Regions from separate parts of the Mus musculus genome. Here region 2 is linked to region 1. A link is a loop called in an ENCODE intact Hi-C map of the cell type or tissue named here. Cell type or tissue: heart. All regions are shown on one strand. Each heading gives the region's core, and the rest is flanking DNA. Links, peaks and the distances in the headings are about the cores only. Region 1 holds the start of Slc25a10 (solute carrier family 25 (mitochondrial carrier, dicarboxylate transporter), member 10). Region 2 holds the start of Aspscr1 (alveolar soft part sarcoma chromosome region, candidate 1 (human)).

Region 1 (10,187 bases), core at 755-8,754:
ACCGAGTCAGAGAGTAGGTCATCTGGGGAGGGGGCCTGGCTCAGAGGACTGGGCACTCCACCCAGTGTCCATTCCAAAGCCACCGAGCTTTCGAGCAGCCGAGACAAATTCACAAACCCAGAGGAGCTGTTCCTGGCTGTTCTCAGCCTCAGTTTCCCCTTCTGAGGCTGGAAGGCAGGCCCCTGCAGCACACCCACCCCTGTGCCTCATCTGTAATAAATCTCAAGGAGGAAGAGAAAGTAGCTGAAACTCCCTAAGGCTCCTTCCTAGGACTGAGCCCCAGAACCAACCCCTGAGAGGCTTGTTCTGAGACCCAGGAAGCTGATGTCAACAGGAGAGGAAGAAAGAACTTTTCATTTGAGAGAACCAAGCCGTATGCACGTACCTGCCTGCACAGCGAGGCACTCAGGCCGTTGTAGAGCGCCAGGAAGCCATCGGTTCGCACCACCTGCAGTGCCATTCCAGTCATGCGCAGCTTCACCTCCTGTTGGGTCTGTAGATGCACCTGTGCATAGGCAGGGAGAGAGTGTCAAGTCCATGCAGAGCAGAGCTCTGACCTAGCCACAAGTAGGTAGAAACAAGGTTGCAATGAGCCGGCTCAATACGAGCTCTGATGAATTATTTCCAGGTCTGTCCCCTGTGGACTCCATGCTGTCAGCATCCCTACCTAGGGGGAAACCAAGGCAAGGCAGCAGAGAGGTTCCCAAGGGCCTAAGGCTGTTGGGGTGTGCCTAGTCCAGGGTCTGGAACTGTACAGCACAGTTACACCTCTTATACAGTAGTGACAATTACGACCCACAAGGCTGTACCTCGCTCTCACTCCTGTCCCAGTGGCCTAGGGTCAGGCTCAGGATCTTTGGCCCTGATCAGTCTTGTATCAGCCCTGGTACTGATTCCAAAGGAGCCTGTCCCCAGCCAAATGTGGCCCCACAAGCATGCTCACACTCATGCAAAAGAAGAAAAAGGCGACAGGGAAAGAGCTAAGATGGTGAGGACAGAAGGGGCCACATGGGTGTCATCCTCCAGTTGTATGCAGACCAAGGGGGAAAGAGGGTCAAGGCCCACCCAAGGGACAGTGGCTGTAAGGCTAACAGCTCCTGTACATGTGAGGACCAGGCAAAGTGGACATACCAAGCAAATTCAAAACATGTTTTCAAAGTTGACAAAGTAGGCACGTGATCCTAATACTCAGGTGACTGAAGCAGGGGGATTATGAGTTTGAGGTCAGCCTGAGGTGCAGTAAGAGCCTGTCTTATTAAAACAAAATCCATACAAGCTTTCAAGGGGTCTCTGTTGAGCAGCCCTCACTGGCCTGGGTCCAACAGTGGTCACACATCCATGGCAGCCTTTCTTGTTCCTCTGGGTGGGGGTGGGGCTGAGAAGCAGTGAACCCGGAGGGAACATGGACAATGAACAACCACCTGGGACTTTTACGTCACAGTCTGTCAACACTCAAAAGGACTACCTGGGGGTGAGGTGAGTCTCTGGGGCCCATGGCTGGGTTAGCCATCTAGCCTGACCCCCATGATGGAGAAGGCTGCAGGGACATTCAGAAAGGAAAATACTGTCATGAAGTGCTTCCCAGAACAACCAGTACCTGCCTCTTCCTGTTATAATACCTGCCGGAAGCAATGCCCCGGGGCTGGACCTGTATATGCTACTCCTAGGAAAAGTGAGATTTCAGTCCCCAGTGTACCCAATGGCCAGCATTCTTAGTTAGAAAAGCTATCTGGGAGAAACAATGCATGCCTGAAATCCCTGCACATGGAAGGTCCAATGCCAGCCTTAGCTGCGTAACATGTTCAAGGTAAGTCTGGGGCTACAAATAAATAACAAAGAAAGGAAAGCTATTGACAGAGATCACCCTAGAAGCTTGAAGTAGTAGAAACTGCCTGAGGCTGGATTGCCAGCTCAGACCTCAGGGGCCAATCCAATGTGGGGGACGGGGGAGGTGGCAGCCAGTGTGAATGCTCAGTCCACAGGCTGAAGTAGCAGCCAGAGCTCCTTGGGCAGAGTGGGTGAGTTCTTTGTTCTCTGTAGTAAGACAGAATCAGGAAAAAATTCCCCGAGAATGCCCCTGGGGAACAGGAAGACAGCTGTCTCAGTTTGTCCTATAAGCATTTATTTTTAAAGAAACACACACACACACACACACACACACACACACACAAAACCCTACAAAACCACGTGTCCTATTTGCTTCTTGCTGTGAGACGATCTTATTGGTTAGACCCTATGAACGCAGGGTCTCCTTCCTAGCTCACTTAGGACGGTGCTGATCCCAATATAGCAACGAAACAAGCGGAAGCAGATGACCGAGGTCACATCACCACCTAGTCCATTGCCTTCATTTCCACCCCCCAGTCCTCACAGTAGGTGGTGCTAAGCGCCCAGCAGTGGGAGTGCTCTTGTGCGCAGAGACCAGGCTGGTCTTTGGATCTCAATACCTGTGCACACGCACAACTTTAACCAGAGTTGTCGAGTGTTTGTGGCAAAGGAATGGCTCAGAGTGGCAGAGTTTACTTAAGTATAGCGCAGAGCTGAAGCTGCGCAGTCATCTGTTAGGACTGTGGTTGCGGAGGGATTAGCAGGTAAGCTGAGGAGCAGGAGGTCCTGTCTGAGGCATAGCTGTCTGTCACCTGCGGACGCCAGCTGCAGAGGGTCCCCGGGGATTTTCCACCGCTGCCTACCGGGAAGTAAGTGTATTGGCGCCCGCAGCCGGAGGCCAGCAGCGCAGAGCGGGGCAGCCCGCGGCTCAGGCCGGCGTGGGCGTCACCGGCGGTAATTACCGGGTGCGCAGTCAAGCGGCGGCCGCAGCAGGCGCCTTGTAGGCGCCAGGCCCCGGATGGTCCCCGGCGCCTAGGGCTCACCCGCCCGCTCGGCCTTGAAGCTCAGGCTCACTCACCTTGAGCAGGTCCAGCGGGTGCGTGCAGCAAGCGGCTCCGCAGGAAGCCAGCCCCCCAAAGTACCAGCGAGATGCGCGTGCCTCGGCCATGGCCAGAGCAGCAGCGACCTGGCCCGACCCCGGTGAGCACAACTCCGGTCCCAGCTGCTCAACGCCCGGTTCAAAGTGCTACCGAGCGCCCGCGCCCGGTACAGCCAATGCGCCCGCGCAGCCCCGGGGGCGGGGCCTATGGACTCCGCCCGCCACCGGACTCCAGCCTTGGGAGACTCCGCCTCTGGTCTTAAAGAGGCCGCAACGAGGAGCAATGAGAGGCGATCCACTGGAGCCAACTGTGAAACTGAGCTAACCCATGACCACCCCCACTCTCCAGATCATGGCTTTGGTCTCAGTTCCGAAGGCGCTCTGCCATTCTCAACTCATCAGGAGGTTGGTTTCCTACCAGCACCCTCTAGCCCTAGTCTGAACTTATGCCCTGGTGCTAACTTCGTGTGTTACCCAGGAGAAGGACACGTGTTGCAGCAGTGGACCTCTGTCCCCTATCCCCCTCGAGAGCCCAGCCCCCGCCCAGATGTAGGGGGGGATGGAAACCGTCTTGAGGCCAGCTTGCAAATTAAATAGAAATCAGGGACAAAAGGCTCTTAGTAAAGGGTAGCAGTGCTCCTCCCCCATGCCTACACCCAGCGAGTCCCTGCCAAGTGCAACTCAGCCCAAGCCTTGCTGTGGACACAGCCCTAGGCAGCCACCATGGAGAGGGTTCTGGGCTGTGAATTCTTCATGGTTACTGGCTCAGGCTCCTAGGAGGCAGCTCCAATCTGCCTGGTCTCAGAAGCCCATCTCTACCTACTGAACACGGGCAAAGAAATCCACATGTGCTCCCAGTTTGAGGGTGCACCTGCTAGCCAAGGTGATTTCTGAATCCCAAGGCTGCTTTAAGTCTGGCATTGTGAATGAAAAAGACACGTGTCCTGCAGAAAACTAACGTACACCTGGCCAACTGCTCCAGGCACCGCTCCCGCTGAACATTCAATAGGAGTATCCTATCCAGTCCTGCCAACCAGTGCCCAACTTTGTAGCAGCGAGGGAAGTAGAGAGCATGATGTCGTCTAGAACTCTAGGTGGCCTCCCATGCCAAGATACTTATTGTCATAGTACCAAGGTTGCACAATGCAAGATCTGGCATCTTGCTTGGGGGTGTGCCATCTTGGCATTTCCCCCATGCCCAAGAGCACCCTACACTGGAAGCCTATAACAAGGGGGTGAGGGGCACTTCCCACACTGGATCCATTCCTTTCCTACAGCAGGTACAGACAACATGCAACCTCACGTCTAGGAAGGTCTCTAGGTGGCAGCATCTGATATCTTAGCTGGGCTACTGTGGGGTAGGGAACCGAACAGCTGGCTGCTTGGTTGGTGAGACCAGGAGCACCACTTGGTCTTGCCCATATAGACTAGCCCTACCCAGAAACCATCAAGTACTAGACATACACTGCCAGGCACAGCAGAGGTCATATGCTAAAGGAAGCATGGTTGGTGTTCAGCAAGAGGATACTGCTTTTGTATATAAAACACTGGAGGGACCTTCAAAGTTACATCTAAGAACCATGAGCTACAGAGCCAATGGTTAGGGTATAGAAGTAGGCCTGACTGTCACACAGCAAGGAAACAAAGCTATGCCCAGTTCTGTCTTGTCTCATTTGGTCCAAATCTAATAGGAAGTCTAACCATGTTAACAGAATGGAGGTGACCAGGCTACAGATGTAGACTTATGTAGTCTATCCTTCTCTGAGAGAGCTGGAAACCATTACTGGCCAGAAGACCTCACGTCCATGAAAGACAGCTTACAAGGTAGAGCAAGAACAAGTCCCAACTGGAAAACGTAGGCTAGGAGCTAAGGATTTGTTTTACCTTTAAGACAGGATTTAACATGCATGCAGCTCTCAGATTGGGGTCAAACTGCAGTATACTAGGGCCCACATGTAATGTGTTAACAGGTCAGGAAGGCTGGGGTGGCCAGATTCACCAAGCAAGGGGCCTGAGTTAGCCAGGGAGGTACCTTATTGGCCTAGGTAAGGCCCAAATGTTTTTCTTGCTTTGAAGTGCTTGGGAAGGTGCTCAGAGCTTAAACACACCAGGCAAGCGTTTTACTACCAGTCAGCACAACCATTTTCTAGGGTCTGTAGCTTCTGCCTTCAGATCTCTAAGAGCACAGAATCACTGGAGTGAGGTTAATAGCCAAAGAGGTCAGGGTACATCTGACCTCTAGCTCAGAAAACACAGGCCTGGTATCCATTCCCCCAGCACTGATTGGGCTGGCCTGGGCTGAGATAGTACTCAGAAGTGAACTTTTCGGGCCACAGGACTGGTCTAAGCTGGGATTCTTGAGCTCAGTCACCTGCCCCAGGATCTGGCAAGTGCTACCAGGCCTCCTGGTGTCAACCTTTGTGCAGACAGCCATGATGTGCTGCTAGACAACCATTAACCAGAACAGTGTGGCCATCAGCAACCCCAAGGCAGAGTCCAGTCGTTCAGTCAGGGAGCTGCAGTTTCCTGGCTATGTAGGGTGGAGTGGACTGGTTTATAGCTGGGTGGGGCTGCCAATCACAAGGCAACACTGCCCTCTTCTGGTCTCTTACAGGAACTGCAAATATTCAGTACCAGTGCCAGAGGATACCTTCTGTTCACATACTACTGAGCATTTCAAATGAAGAAACTGTTGCTCTCCTAGGCTCAGCTCAGAGTTCTAGGAACAAAAGAACATACCCCACATGCTACCTTGGGTGGGACCCAATCCAGGCTTGGTCTGGGTCTTCCAAGACCTGCATGCACAAGCCCCTTCTTCCACGCTGCCCTATCCCAAATCCATCAGAACTCCCATCTTCTAAGTTTAAGTGCCCTTATCTCCCAATGGGCAACAATCTTGCCTTGGGTATTAAGAGTTAACAGCTCTGCCCCGCCCCTTCACCTGAGTCTATTCTGGATCCAAGACTGTTGGGCCAGGGTTACACTTTGCTACTTTGAAATCTCCAAGTATATGTTGGGCAGTGTTGATACACAGCAGGTAGAAGCAGGTGGATTTGAGTTCAAAGGCAGCCTGGTCTACAAACAAGTTCCAGGACAGCCAGGGCTACATCTTAAAGGAACACTACCTCTCCAAGTATCTATATGGAAATTCCTCATCCAAACATCAAGACACAACCCCTCCCTTAAACCCAGCTCCATTCTGTGCTGTGTCTGGGTGGACACATCAAGGATAGGCCCCTCCCACAAACAATGAGACGTGATATATGGCTGCAGGCCCCAAGCAAGGTTCAGGACACACACATGCCTCCAGGTGGTCCTTTATACTCCCAGCCCTGGGCACACACACCACTCATTGAACACCCCAGCCTGAATAGTATATTTTCTCAGTAGCCACCAGAGGGTGTGTTCACTTGGTAAGCTCCCAAGGCAATCTCTTGTGAGTTCTGCAAAGGTTGTCACTGCCCCACCCCATCACAGTAGGTCCATCCTGTCCCTCTCAGGAGACTTCGGACACTCGCGTCACTAGCTGTTGCTCCCACCACAGCAGCTGGGAGTGAATCGGGGTGAGCAGGCTTTGCCCGGATCCCAGAACTCTAGTCCGTAAGTCCTCATAACCATGCCTCACTCCAGAACCACGGTGCCACCCACTGCCTCCAAGGCTGCTTTGATCTTCTCGGCCTCAGCTTTGGCGACGTTGGCTTTGATTTCCTGGGGCAGGGACTCTACCAGCTTCTTGGCCTGAAAGAGACAACAGTCAGAAGTGTGGGGCATTAAAGCTGTCCCACCGAGGAGAGGAGAAGGCACTGAGGAGCGGGCCGCACCTGGACGAGGTTGATGCCCTGGACGTAGTTCTTGATCTCCTTGATCAGCTTTACTTTGTCCACAGGCTTTGCCTCTGTCAGGCGGACGGTGAAGTGTGTCCGCTCTTTCTGTTTGGGGACGTCTTCCTCCTCGGCCGCCTTAGGGTGTGGAAACAAAGATGAGGTGAGTAGGGAAGGATGGGGTGTGGCTGCCCCACCAGGACCTGCAGGTAAGATCCAAACATAACCTGAGCTCTACCTGCACAAAGCCACACCAGGCAGATCTTTCACAGGACCTCTCCCCGGAACAAGACATACTCTGTGCCTCCCTTTGCCATCCTCTACGGCGGTGTCCCTGTGTGCTTTTGGAATTTGTGAGACAGAGTCTACTCTGTGTAGCCCTGGATATCCTGGAACTTGTCCTGTAGACCAGGCTGGCCTCAACTCAGATCTGCCTGCTTCTGCCTCCAGAGTGCTGGGATTAAAGGTGTGCATCGCTACTGCCCGGCTCATTTTACATCTCTTAAAGATTGTAATTGATGGGGCTGGGTAGATGTTTGTCTTGCAAGTTTGAGGATCTGAAGTGGATCCCTGGAGCCCATGAAAAAGAAATGAGGCACAGTAGCTTGTGCCTGTGACCCAGCACTGACAAGGAACACAACAGGACCCAAGGGCCCACTGGCTACCCAGCCTAGCCTTATCAACAAGTTCCAGGCCGAGGGAAAGAACGTGTCTAAAAATGAGGTAAGTGGTGCTTGAACACGGAGGCTTCCTTGTGAACGCACGCACACGCACGCACGCACGCATATATAGGTAACCAGCAATTGGAACCTACAAGGCAGGGAGAATAACAAATGCTTTGCAGATAATAAATGGTTACAGAAACATCAGGACTACCTCAATCCTCAGCCACGACAACGACAGAACCATTTTTGAGGGGGTGGAATGGGAGGGGAGGGTTGAGACAGGGTTTCTTTACGTGACAGGCCTAGGTGACCTGGGACTCACTTTATGGACCAGGTTGGGTCAAACAGTTTCACCTGCCTCCTGAGTGCTGGGGTTTGAAGGCATACACTACAGGCCCGGCTAGAGTGACAACTATTTCAAGCCTTATTCTTGTGGTCCCAGCTTTGAGCCCCACCATCTGGGACACAACTGGATTGGGCCTGCATCCTGATACAGTTATGACCTTTTTCAAAGGCACTCCAGCTTAGGCAATGAGACCTAGCCTTGCTTTAAAAGTGAAGTCTGGGCTGGAGAAATGGCTCAGAAGCTAAGAGTACACTCTGTTGTTCATAGGAGCCTGAGTTCAGTTCCCAGCACCCATGTCAGGCTGGTAACAACAGCCTTCACCTCCAGCTTAAGGGACCCCACACTCTCTTCTGACCTCGCTAGCTACCCACATACATGTGGCACACACACAAACTAAGCAGCACTTATCTGACATAGGGTTTCACTGCGTTGCCCTGGAAGGCTGAGAATTCAGAGATCTGCCTGCATTTACTTCCCAAGTGCTGAGATTAAAAGTGTATGCTACCTTGCCTGGCCCTCCCTTCAGATTTCTTCCCCCTGGTTTTTCAAGTCAGGGTTTCTTGGTACAGCCTTGGCTGTCCTGGAACTCACTCTATAGACCAGGCTGACCCCGAACTCAGAAATCTGTCTGTCTCTGCCTCCCAAATGTTAGGATGTGTGCCACCACTGCCTGGCTTCTCCCACTCAAAATTTAAATATCCCTTGGAGGGCTGGAGAGATGGCTCAGCGGTTAAAAGCACCGACTGCTCTTCCGAAGGTCGTGAGTTCAAATCCCAGCAACCACATGGTGGCTTACAACCATCCTTAATGAGATCTGACTCCCTCTTCTGGAAATGTCTGAAGACAGCTACAGTGTACTTACATATAATAAATAAATAAATCTTTAAAAAAAAAAATCACTTGGAAACCCTCTGTCAGCCAGAACTCTTTGAGAAACACCTTGCTTTCTCTTCCTCAACACCTTCAAGTTTGATTCAACATTGTCATGTTGTAGAGGCCTTCCTCGAAATTCCAAGTCTCTTCCCTACCTGTCCAAATTGGTGCAGTGCACTTGAGGCAGGCACTCTCCCACAACATCTCTGTGCCCTCCCTACTTTTAATAATACTCAAGACTGCTGCACTGTTTGGCGTACCGTTTCCTCTCTTCAGATCATTTTTCCCACCAGTGTAGCTCAGAGGGCAGAAGGAAAGCTAGCTTACAGAATCGAGGTCCTGATCCCCAGAACCCATGCGGAAGGGGAGAACCCCCAAAAGCTGACCTTTGACCACCCCCTGCTCATGCACACCCACACACATGCACGCACTAGTAAAGATCTCGAATGCCTTCGGCAGAAAATTTCCCAAAGCTATTGCAGGGAGCCCACAGCAGAACACAGGGATTACAGCTACAGACTCAAGGAGGAACAGGGAAATACCTAAGTTATTGAGTCGGGCAGTTAACTGGGCACACAGAACTGGGTCTTCCTGTGGCCTAGGCTCACCTCAGAGGCCGGTGCTGCAGCAGAGACGGGACCAGGCACCATGCCACCCATTGGCATAAGGCCGACATCCTGGATCTTCAATGTTTTCTGTAGGATGAAGGAGAGGTCTCAGTGGCTGCTTATCAAACCCTAAATGGAGGTACAAATGGAGGTACAAGCCTATTTGGCCCTACCACCTAGGAAAGTACATTTGATAATTTACCAAACTCCCAAAACACCCCAGAAGAGACAGGGACCTCTGACCTTTGTTTGGTAAAAATACAACTAGAAGGCAGGGACTTTAGTCCTGGCCTGTGCCGATCTCTCCTAATACCTTCAGGAGTTCGTTGAGGTCTGAGATCTCCAGGAGCGTAAGGCTGGCAATGTCTTGGACCAGCTGCTGGATCTTGGGGGGGTATTCTTTGGGAGCATTATCCAGAGGTGCGCCGGCGAGTGCTTCACTCCTTCGGTGGCTGCTGCTTCTCAACTGCCGCGCTGCACAGACGCTGGGCATCTGTTGCCTACCCCAGGCAAACAGCCGTTAGATCAGAAAAAACGGGAGACTCAAGGGTACAAGATCCATGTGCTCAGTCTGCCACCGCTGAGGCCAGGCTCCACAAGCTGGGGTTAAGGGACCCGAAAAAGCTTTCCTACATTTCCCATAGAGCCTCAGGAGCCCACGACTATGTCTGCAATACTGCCCAGAACGGCAGGCTTCTGGTTGAATGGAATACATCAGCCTGGCGGGTGCACAGTGCTGCACCAAGCCTTCCAAAGCACGGGGCTCGGGCTATGCTGCCGACCACGGCGATGGGTCTCAGCGGCGGGAAGCTGGGGACGAAAGGTACCTGCACCCAAGGTCGCCCAGGCCGAGCCGCCCTCTCCACGCCCCGCAGGCTGGGCCGCGGAAGGTGGCGATGCGCCCGTCACCCCTTCCCTCTGAACCTACTTCCTGCCCGCCGCCCCGGC
Region 2 (10,187 bases), core at 784-8,783, 180 kb before region 1:
CTTTGTGGCAGGATATTGTTAGATGGCTTGGCCACTCAAGAGCACATGTTCTGGGATTCTTAGAAGACCAGAACGGGAGCCGGAGACTGGAATGGCCTGATATAGGTATCTTTTCCAAGAAACTTCTTCCTAGAAAGCCCACACGACAGCATGGGAAAGGCCAAGAGAGTGGGCTTCTTGTGTTAGGACAATGTTGTGAAAACATGTCTCCAAGAATAAAAGCTCTACTTAAGACAGAAACCTGCATCCCTCCTATGGCCTCAGACCCGAGGACCTGGTGGAGGACTGCTCTCTTTGTACTAACACCCTGACCCAGAGACCCAGACATGGGAGGACTACAGCAGCTGGGAGGCGAACAATCCCTTTACAGCTTTCTAGCCATTCCTTTGTCCTACCAGGAATTTACACAGACAGCCAAAACCCTGCATTTGTGGGTTTAGACAGTGCTCCCCAAAAGATACATCACTGTTCTTGCCCCTAAAACCTGTGAAAATGACCTTATTTGTCACAAGTATTTATGAATGTAGGTTAAGAGAGTAAATTAAATAAGGTCACCCTGGACTAACCAGAGGACCCTAAACCCAGTGACTTGTGTCTTCGGGCCGTTTGAAGATCAAGGCAGAAGTTGTACTGATGCAGTCACAAGCCAAGAAATACCAGGACAGCCAGAAGCTGAAAGAGATGAGTCCTCTTCCCTAGAATATTCTAGAGTATAGCCACAGGGGTGGGGGTGGGGTCTTTGATCCCAGCATTGTGGAGGCAGAGGCAGAAGGCTCTCTGTGAGTTTGAGACCAGCCTGGTCTACAAAGTGAAGTCCAGGACAGTCAGGGCTACACAGAGAATCTGGGGGCGGTTGGGGGGGGGGGGTGGCACAACCATACTCTGGGCACTTTGGACTTTGCCTTCAGAACTGGGCAAGGATAAACTTCTGTTGTATTAAAGTACCTATGGGGGCGCTTCTAAGGCAGAGATAGTATGTGTTGAGAAAAGGACCAGGTAGACTGAGAAGCCCACAGCTGAGTCCAAGCAAACTCACTTCAGGTCGTATTCACTGGGGTTGAAGTCTTGCCGCCGGCATGTGTCTTCTAGTACCTGTGGGACAAATGATCGGTAAAACCTACCTCAACTGATAGTAGGCGCACTGGCCAGCCCACCAAACATCTCACTCACCAGCTCCAAGCAAACTACATGCAAATCCTGTCTACTCTCTCCCCTCCTACTGGGGACCCATTATTGACTTAATCCTCCAACTATGGCCTAGCCTGTCCACCCCTGGTCCCATGTTCTAGGCTCTGCGAGGCCTCTAGCCACAAATAATAATCTGCCTTACTGAACTTTGTGTCCACGGCCACTCTGTGGCCCGGCAGTCTTTGTGCAACTGCTGCATGACCAGAACCCTCCTCTACATGAGCGCAGCTCCAAATGGAGGTCACTCTGTATGGCCCTGCCACAGATATGAATCGTGTACGCCTTTGTAACCTAACAACAGAGGTTTAATAAGCAGGTGTAATTCATACGAGGTCACAAACAGCAACAATCAAAAGCCGTGAGTGACTTAGCAAAATTCACTTCCGGGAACACAGGCCCTAGGGTCCGGAGGGACGCCCCTGAGCTGAGCAGGAAGGAACGCCACTCTTCCCGGTGACCGAGAAGGCTGGATTCGGACAAGCGCCGAAGATTCTGGGGCTCGCAAGGCTCGACCCTGTTAGTGGGGTCCACCCCACCGTGCTCAGCAAACGCGCCTCCAAGTATCCCGCCCCGCCCCCGGGACCCAGATCTAGAGGATGGGGCGGACAGCCGCGCGAAAGGCGCTCATTGGCTGCCTCAGGCCCCGCCCACCGGGACCCGGTCCCGCCCTACCGCCCTAGGAGCAACCGCAGGGGCGGGCCCTGATGCGGCGACCCCGGGCGGCCCGCGGGTCCACCCATCCGCCCGTTCCCCACCCGGGCCGGCGGCCGCACCTGCAGCAGCACGGTGCTCGGCGTCACCTTCACCGTGTGGCGCCGCCCGTTTGGGGCCAGCACCGACACCGCGGAGCCCCCGCCGCCCGCCGGGGCCGCCATCTTCCGCTCACGTGACCGCAGCCGGCTCGCCTCAAACAACTTTATCCGCAACAGCCCGGACGCACAGCCACGCGGTCTCGGGGGCGGGGCCAACTCGCTTCCGGGCCCGCCCCCGGCGCTCTGGCTCTGCTTTGCTATTAGGCAGCCTGATGGCGTCCCGACGGCGCGGACCAAAGGCACCTCCCTGGAAGGAGCACAGTTCTGTCAGGGACATTGTTTCTTCATCCGGAGGCACGTGTTCCTGGGAACCTCCAAGCTCTGGGGGCTGCCTGCAAGAAAGCTATGCTGCCTGGGGCCAGCCTGGGGCCCACAGCTACCTGTCTGTCACCAAGTACTGGGTATGCGCACACCAGAGTTAGCCTTTGTACCTACTCCGTTAAGTACTGATCCTGCCTCCCTTCTCAAGTGTTCCTGTGATCATCATCGTCACATGGCGACAACCTTTTAGAAAAATATTTTATTGAGACTGATGTGGTAATGCAAGCCTTTAATCCCAGTATGTTGGAGGCAAAAACAGATCCCTGAGTTCAAGACCAGCCTGGTCTACAGAGCAACAGTCTTCCAGGACAACCACGGCTACCCAGAGAAACCCTGTCTTGAAAAAATAACAACAACAATAATAATAAAGTTATATTTTATGTGTTTTTTTTTTATTGTGTGTCTGTGGAAGAGCAGGTACAGGCATGCTATGGTACCTGTGTGCATTGTCAGCGAACTTGCCTGTTCCCTCCTTCCACCTTGTGGGACTGAGGGATTCATTTGAGGTTACCAGGCTTGGTGGCACTTTTACTTGCTGAGCCATCTTGTTGACTTCAGGCCCTCTCTTAGCTTGTCACCATGACTTCAAGGAGAATGCTTTGCCTATGGTCCTTGGGATTGTTGTAAAAATCTCCAAATCTGACTGGAGAAGCTGGTATACAGCATCTGTGTCACACGTGTGTATTGACAAACATGGGGAAAAGAATGGGAAGAGTTTGCGTGTTCTATGCAACCTTAGACCCTCACTGTGCTGCCCACCTTCCCGGGTCCCCTTTGGTTTTCTTCCTTTCTTTTTTACACACTAGCATTTAAAACAAAACCTCACAAACCCTCAAGTCTGTTTTCTTTCAACTGTCCCACTGTTAGAATCCTCTGGCAGAACATTTAGAGAGGTGCAGTGAGAAAAATGGACAGCCATCAAGAGATACAGATTGTTCTGAAAGTGAGCATGTGAAATTTGACCATGGTCAGGCTCAAGTTAAAGTCGGAATCCTCCATAATCAAGGTCCCTCTTTCCTTGGGTAGTAAATTAGTCAGCTATAGGCTAATTCTTTAAGACTACAATGCCATGTTTTTTTTTTTTTCTTCCCACATTTATTATGCAACAGTTTTAACACCAATTGATGAATGAGTTTTTTTTATTTATTTCCTTGACAGTTGTCCGGGCTAGTTTTATGTCAACTTGACACAAGCTAGAGTCATCGGAAAGAAGGAAACCTCAAATGAGAAAATAACTCCACAAGATCTGGCTGTGGGGCATTTTTCTTAATTAGTGATTGATGTGGGAGGGCTCAGCCCATTGTGGGTGGTGCTATCTCTTGGTAGTGGTTCTGGGCAGTGGTGGCCCACGACTTTAATCCCAGCACTCCAGCGGCAGAGGCAGGCAGATTTCTGAGTTTGAGGCCAGCCTGGTCTACAGAGTGAGTTCCAGGACAGCCAGGGCTACACAGAGAAACCCTGTGTCAAAAACCAAAAAATAAAAAAAATAAAAAATAAATAAAAAAGAGAAAAAGAAACATCTCTCTTTAAAAAAAAATCATATATATTAAATTAATGTGAATTCTGGGGTTTTCTTCTTTTTTTCTTTTTTTTTAGATTTATTTATTTATTATATGTAAGTACACTGCAGCTGTCTTCAGACACACCAGAAGAGGGAGTCAGATCTTGTTACGGATGGTTGTGAGCCACCATGTGGTTGCTGGGACATGGATTTGAACTAAGGACCTTTGGAAGAGCAGTCGGGTGCTCTTACCTGCTGAGCCATCTCACCAGCCCTTCTTTTTTCTTTTTTTAGGTTTTCTTTTTTAATATTTTATATGTGGCCAGACAGTGGTGGTGCATGCCTTTAATCCCAGTACTTGGGAGGCAGAGACAGGCAGATTTCAGAGTTCCAGGACAGCCAGGGCTACACAGAGAAACCCGATCTCAAAAAAACAAAAACAAAAAAACATATATATATATATATATATGTGTGTGTGTGTGTGTGTGTGTGTGTGTGTGTGTGTGTATAATATGTGTGGAAGTTTTGCCTGCAAGCATGTCTGTATATCACATGCATTCCCTTGGTTCCAGTAGAGGCCAGAAGTAGGTATCAAATCCCTTGGAACTGGAGTTATAGATAGCTATGAGCTACCATGTGGGTGCTGGGACTTGAACCTGCAACACCTGGAAAAACTGCCAGTGCTCTTAACCACTGAGCCATCTCTCTAGCCCCTCATGCCTTTTTTTTTTTCCATTTCATTGTAGGGTTTGAGTATTGTTTCTTTCGTGCTTAAATTGACCTAAATTTAGTCATTATGACTGCCTTCACGCTGGCTGCTGTGCTTCTTGTGAGGAGTAACTTTAAATTCTTTGTGTTTGTCTCTGTTGTTTTGTTTTATATAAGGTTTCCTGTAGCCTAAATGGCCTTTTATTGTTGATCCTGCCTCCACAGCATGACTGCTGGGATTACAGGCATGTGCCACCATCATTGACTGTCTCACCCTGTATAGACCAGGCTGACTTTGAACTGGTTGCCTCCAAGTGCAAAGATGACAGCTGCTAAACAGCATATCTGACCCAAACAAACAAACAAACCAACAAAAAAGAATTCTTACGACTCTGCCAGAGGACCTGAGTTTGATTCCCAGCACCTATATCAGGACGCTCACAACTCTCTGTAACTCAAGATCCAAGGATCCAACACCCTGTTCTGGCCTTTGATGGTACCAGCAAGCATATGGCTTATACTTACACACATACACACATACACACATACACACACATACACACTTACACATATGCACACATTCACACAAACATATGTACACATTCACACACATATATGCACACATTCACACACACATACACACATTCACACACATAGACACAAGCATACACATACACATGCAAATAAATAAATGTAAAGAGTAAGTTGGATGCATTGTACTTCTTTGACACTGAATACTTCTTTAATGCTTACTTCCTAGGGACAAGGACATTTTCTAATACATAGAATATGAACTAGGACTAGGCTTGGAGGTGCACTTGGGAGGCAGAGACTGGGAGATCTCTACATTTGAAATCTTGCAATGTGGTCTACATAGTGAGTTCTAGGACAACCAGGACTAGAAAGACCCTGTCTCAAAAGATAGAAATAAAAAATAAAATAAAGAAATCTGCATCTTTCAATACAAGGTCTCTTCCGCAGTGAGAATGTTCAGTTATAGTGCTCTTTTAAAATTTTCTGTTTTAAGAGATGTTGCAAGAATAGAGCTGTAGATTATATTTGCAAGATCTGGAGTTTGAACCCTAGCACTACAAAAGAAAAAATTTTTAAAATTTTTTAAAAAAAGCATTTCAGAGCTTTAACAACATCATCACAATCAACAATAAGAGGTGTACAACCAGGCACAGTGGCTCAAACCTCCCAGCATGTGGGAGGCTGAGGCAAGAGGGTTGTCATGTGTTTGCCATCTGCCTGAAATACACTGTGAGGCCCCGGGAGTCTGGGCTGCAGAGTGAGGCTTTAGAGTAAGAAAGCAAAGCTGAATTGGTACAATGAGCCATACACGCACAACATCTGAATTCAAAGTCCAGAACCCAGTGTGGAGTCAGAGAACAGACTCCCAAAACAACTTCTACCCTCATGAGCGCATGATGCAGGGCATGCACACACCAGCTGTGGTAGCACTTGTCTGTAATCCCAACACTTGAGAGGCAAAAGCAGGATTAAATCTGAGGGTGACCTCAGCTATACAGCAAGTTCTAGACAGCCATATAGGAAGACCCTGCACAATCAAAAACAAAAGCAGTGGTGGCCTTTTGTCCCAACACTTCAGAGGCAGAGACAGGCAGATCTCTAAGGTCGAGGACAGCCTGGTCTACAGAATGAGTTCTAGACCTTCAGAGCTACACAGAGAAACCCTGTCTTGAAAACAAAACAGGAAAAAACAACCCCCCCAAAATAAAATTAAAACAACAGCAACAAGCCGGGCTGTGGTAACATATGCCTTTAATCCCAGCACTTGAGAGGCAGAGGCAGACGGATTTCTGAGTTCAAGGCCAGCCTGGTCTATAAAGTGGGTTCCAGGACAGCCAGGGCTATACAGAGAAACCCTGTTTCGAAAAAACAAAACAAAACAAAACAAAACAAAAAAACAAAAAATAACAACAACAACAACAAACAAACAAACAAACAACAAAGACAAAGGCTGGTGTTGTGGCTTAGTTGTTTGGGTGCTTATTCAGCATGCATAATACCCTAGTTTCAAATTCTTGTATCACAATGATACATGCCTGTTATCCCAGCACTCAGGAGATGGAGATAGGAAGGTCAGAAGTTCAAGGCCACCCTCCATGGCATACCATGTTGAGGCCAGCTAAAATACATAAGACCCTGTCTCAGAGAAAGAAACAAAGAGATTAAAGATATCTTTATAGTTATTTTTGTCCTTTGACTATATCTCACTAGAGAAGGAAAACACAGAATATTATGTTCTAAAGTTTGATGCAGTGAGTAGTGTGCACCTGTCATCTCCACTAGCTACTTGAGGGACTAAGATAGAAAAATCATTTGATCCTGGGAGCTAAAAGCCACTCTCAACAGCACAGTGAGACCCCACTCATCTGAAATAAGAAAATGCAATAAATATTAGGGAAAAGCTAATTTTTTTCCACAGTTAGGTCAGGGTGATATATGATGGTTCTCCAAAGAAACAAACTCTTGAGAAGCAAAGGCAGAAAGTCACTACAAGTCTGAAGCCTCTATGGGCTTCTAGTGGCCTTTAGGCCAGTTAGGAATATAGAGGGAGACCTTGTCTTAAAACAGACAAAAGCAAACACCTAACAGGTGTGGACATTGACTTTGGAGGGTACTGACCGTAAGGACCTGCTGTTGTCTGTAAGTGGGAGAGCTAGGAGAGCCCTCGGTGGTATTTATCTGCACTGTGACAGTTAGACAGCAAGGGACTCAGAGGCTGCTGCTTCAAGTCCTGAAATCTAAAGGCTTAGAGCCAGATGTTCTACCACTGGCAAAGAACAGAAGTTGGGCATCCCAGGTCAAGAAGAAAGAAAAAGCTGAGCTCTGTGGCACACACCTTTGACCCCAGGACTTGATCATGGAGACATCACGTCTTTTCTTCATTAAATATGCCTAATGGCCAGACAGTGGTGGTGCATGCCTTTAATCCCAGCACTTAGGAGGCAGAAACAGGCAGATCTCTGAGTTTGAAGGCAATCTGGTCTACAGAGTGAGTTCCAGGACACCCAGGCCTAAACAGAGACCCTGTCTCAAAACACACACAGACATACACAGACACAGACACATAGACATACACAGAGACATACACACACATACACATACACAGAGACACACACACATACACACAGACACACAAACACATACACACAAACAGACACACACAGACACAGAGACACACACACGAGTTTGTTTTTTTGTTTTTTGGGGTTTTTTTGGTTTTTTGTTTTTGTTTTTTGTTTGTTTGTTTTTTTCGAGACAGGGTTTCTCTGTATAGCCCTGGCTGTCCTGGAACTCACTTTGTAGACCAGGCTGGCCTTGACCTCAGAAATCTGTCTGCCTCTGCCTCCCAAGTGCTGGGATCAAAGGCGTGAGCCACCACGCCCGGCTGAGTTTTAAGTTTTTAGGGGTCAGACTACAAGATAGTCAACCCACTGCTTAGTGATCTGCTCAGCTTTGGGTGTCTCATGTGAGAGAAGAGGCCTTCTCCCAGCTACTGCAAGAAGGACGCACCTGAGAGGGACCTGCTCCTCAGCTCTCTCTGCCTTTAACCGCTTTAACTACTCCTGAGAATGAATCTAACATCCTTTTGGAGGACACCTTCCTTCTGCTGCTGGCCCATCTCCCTCCTCCTTCCTCCTGCCAGCAGCTAGACAGCTGTTCCAAAGATCTGCTTTGAATTAAAGTGGTATGGCCCTTTAAGAGAAGCATCCACAGCCTCCAGCGCTGAAAGGTTCCCAGTAGCAAAATCTGAGAGTTTGTTTCTGTCTCCCCAGAGGCCACTTGCAAGCCTGCCGGAGGATCACAGGGTTGGGAAGAGGGAGCTGGAGGTCACATGACAGCCGGCCTCATTGGCCTGTAGAGTCTATTGCTTCAGGCACCTGGGGGCCAGCAACTGGACAGCTGAGGGCTTGGTACCAGCCTGCAGCTCTTAGGACATCCCTAGCAGCTTTGTCCATTCAGAATCAAGGCTATATACTAGGTATCTCAGGGTACTCCAGAGGCACCCCAAGAAGTTCCACAGATAAGCAGCAACCCCTCTCCAGCTTGGGAACGCATCTACCCTAGTGAGCCTCCACTTAGCCCTTGTCACTGCAAGCCAGCATCCAGCAGGGTCCCCCCCACTGGTCTGTCTGCTGGGGAAGGAAATGGGCTAGGGCAGGTCTTAGCTGCAGAGGTCCTGGTAGGAACAAGTCCTGTAGAAACATCAGTAAGGGCCAAAGCAGGTAAGTGCTCTAAGCTGCTAACTCTGGGTCACCCATACTGGTTCATCATTGAGGGGCTGTAGGGCTTCAGTCTCAGGACTCTCATGCTCCCAGTGAAGGATCAGCAACACAGCCTTTCTGCCAACTGACCACAAAGCTACTCCAAGCTGCCTACAGAGCCAGGCGTGGTGGCGCACGCCTTTGATCCCAGCACTCTGGAGGCAGAGGCAGGCGGATTTCTAAGTTCGAGGCCAGCCTGGTCTACAGAGTGAGTTCCAGGACAGCCAGGGCTACACAGAGAAACCCTGTCTTGGGAAAAAAAAAAAGCTGCCTACAAAAGGCCACCCGTTTTCCAGGAGCCAGAGCTGAAAGTCTCTGAGAGCTCAGTTTCCAACAACTAGCTGAAAAACCTGCCATCCTTGGTGAGTTTCTTTCCTCCGGCCAAGAGGAAATAAGCTAATGAATACCGGTACAGATATGAAAACTTCGGGAAAACTAAAAGAGGCTTAGTTTCAGGGTCTTCCTGGCTCTGAGCTCCAGCTCAGACAAAGAGGTGGGTTCGTAGCTATCTTCAGAGCTTCCCTTCAGGGCAGGCTACAGGACATGAGGCTATCCTGCCCAGATTTCTTGCTCACTTGGACCTCAGAGGCCAGCAGCTGGAGTGCAGAACAGCCCAGATGGCCATGTGAAGCCTGGTGGCTGAGACCAGCATATAACAGCTGGGCCCCAGACAGCAGAAGGTAGCAGCTGGAACATGGAGCCGGGGAAGAGTGCAGGCTGGGGGCTGGGAATAGATACAGGGAGGAGGCCAGTCCCACATCCGGGCAAGGGAATTGGGTCCAGAGCTGTTGGATGTGCTAGTCCCTGCTGGCCCAGCTCTCTAACCAGGTCATTCATCTGTTGGTTCCCACAGAAGGTCTCAGATGGGACTCATGCAGCACCATCTGCCTCTGCCACACGCTCCTCCTTCAACACAGACCTCAGCTCTTTCCTGAAATGTTCCATCTTGGGTCTTTCCCAGGAAGGGCTCTGCCTGCCTAGGTAAGGGCTGTAACTCCTGGTACTTAACTCTATATTTATCCATCCTTCTCCCCAGAACCCAGAACAAAACCCTGAACTCCTATCCTGTTCTTGAGGTATTGTTCTGAAAACGCACAGTGCCCTGATCCAGGCCCCCTTACTACTGGGCACACGCTAGATCTGAGCTAGGCAGATGCTTCCACCACCAGCTCTAATGGGAGGCAGGCAAGAACAACAGGCAGAGCCAGGCAGTGCATATCCCGATAAGGCAGTGGAGCAGCCAAGAATGGGGCAGGGCACAGCCCTTGCCTAGTAACTGATGTGTTGAGCATCTACAAGGGTAACTCTGAGGGGCCACCCTAGCAAGGTGGCTTGTAACATTGTCCCAAGTCTAACTCACCC

The links. A loop is a pair of places that touch in the nucleus more often than their neighbours do. Peaks named below come from ENCODE experiments on the same cell type or tissue, not always from the same donor. Only the 100,000 strongest peaks of a DNase experiment are listed, where the experiment ranks them.
Region 2: a loop joins it to region 1, with 2.1 times the contacts of the local background. A loop is called at or near these places in 1 of 42 quality-filtered maps.

The regions. Positions count from the first base shown.
Region 1 is chr11:120,484,795-120,494,981 of GRCm38, reverse strand. Mrpl12 (mitochondrial ribosomal protein L12) reads right to left here. Exons shown (of 5, transcript NM_027204.3): 2 at 9,553-9,739; 3 at 9,240-9,326; 4 at 6,748-6,885; 5 at 6,228-6,664. The coding sequence ends at 6,548. Slc25a10 (solute carrier family 25 (mitochondrial carrier, dicarboxylate transporter), member 10) reads right to left here and starts at 3,145. Exons shown (of 11, transcript NM_013770.2): 1 at 2,906-3,145; 2 at 386-505; 3 at 1-22. The coding sequence starts at 2,995. In heart, for the core only: CTCF peaks have their summits at 2,390 and 5,529 (motif pointing left); DNase peaks (open chromatin) are centred at 2,411, 2,651, 3,141, 5,431 and 2 weaker places; H3K4me3 peaks cover 3,975 bases; H3K27ac peaks cover 3,036 bases.
Region 2 is chr11:120,664,945-120,675,131 of GRCm38, reverse strand. Aspscr1 (alveolar soft part sarcoma chromosome region, candidate 1 (human)) reads right to left here and starts at 2,159. Exons shown (of 16, transcript NM_026877.2): 1 at 1,962-2,159; 2 at 1,037-1,092. The coding sequence starts at 2,063. In heart, for the core only: a CTCF peak has its summit at 3,984 (motif pointing right); DNase peaks (open chromatin) are centred at 1,811, 2,121 and 8,251; H3K4me3 peaks cover 1,931 bases; H3K27ac peaks cover 2,300 bases.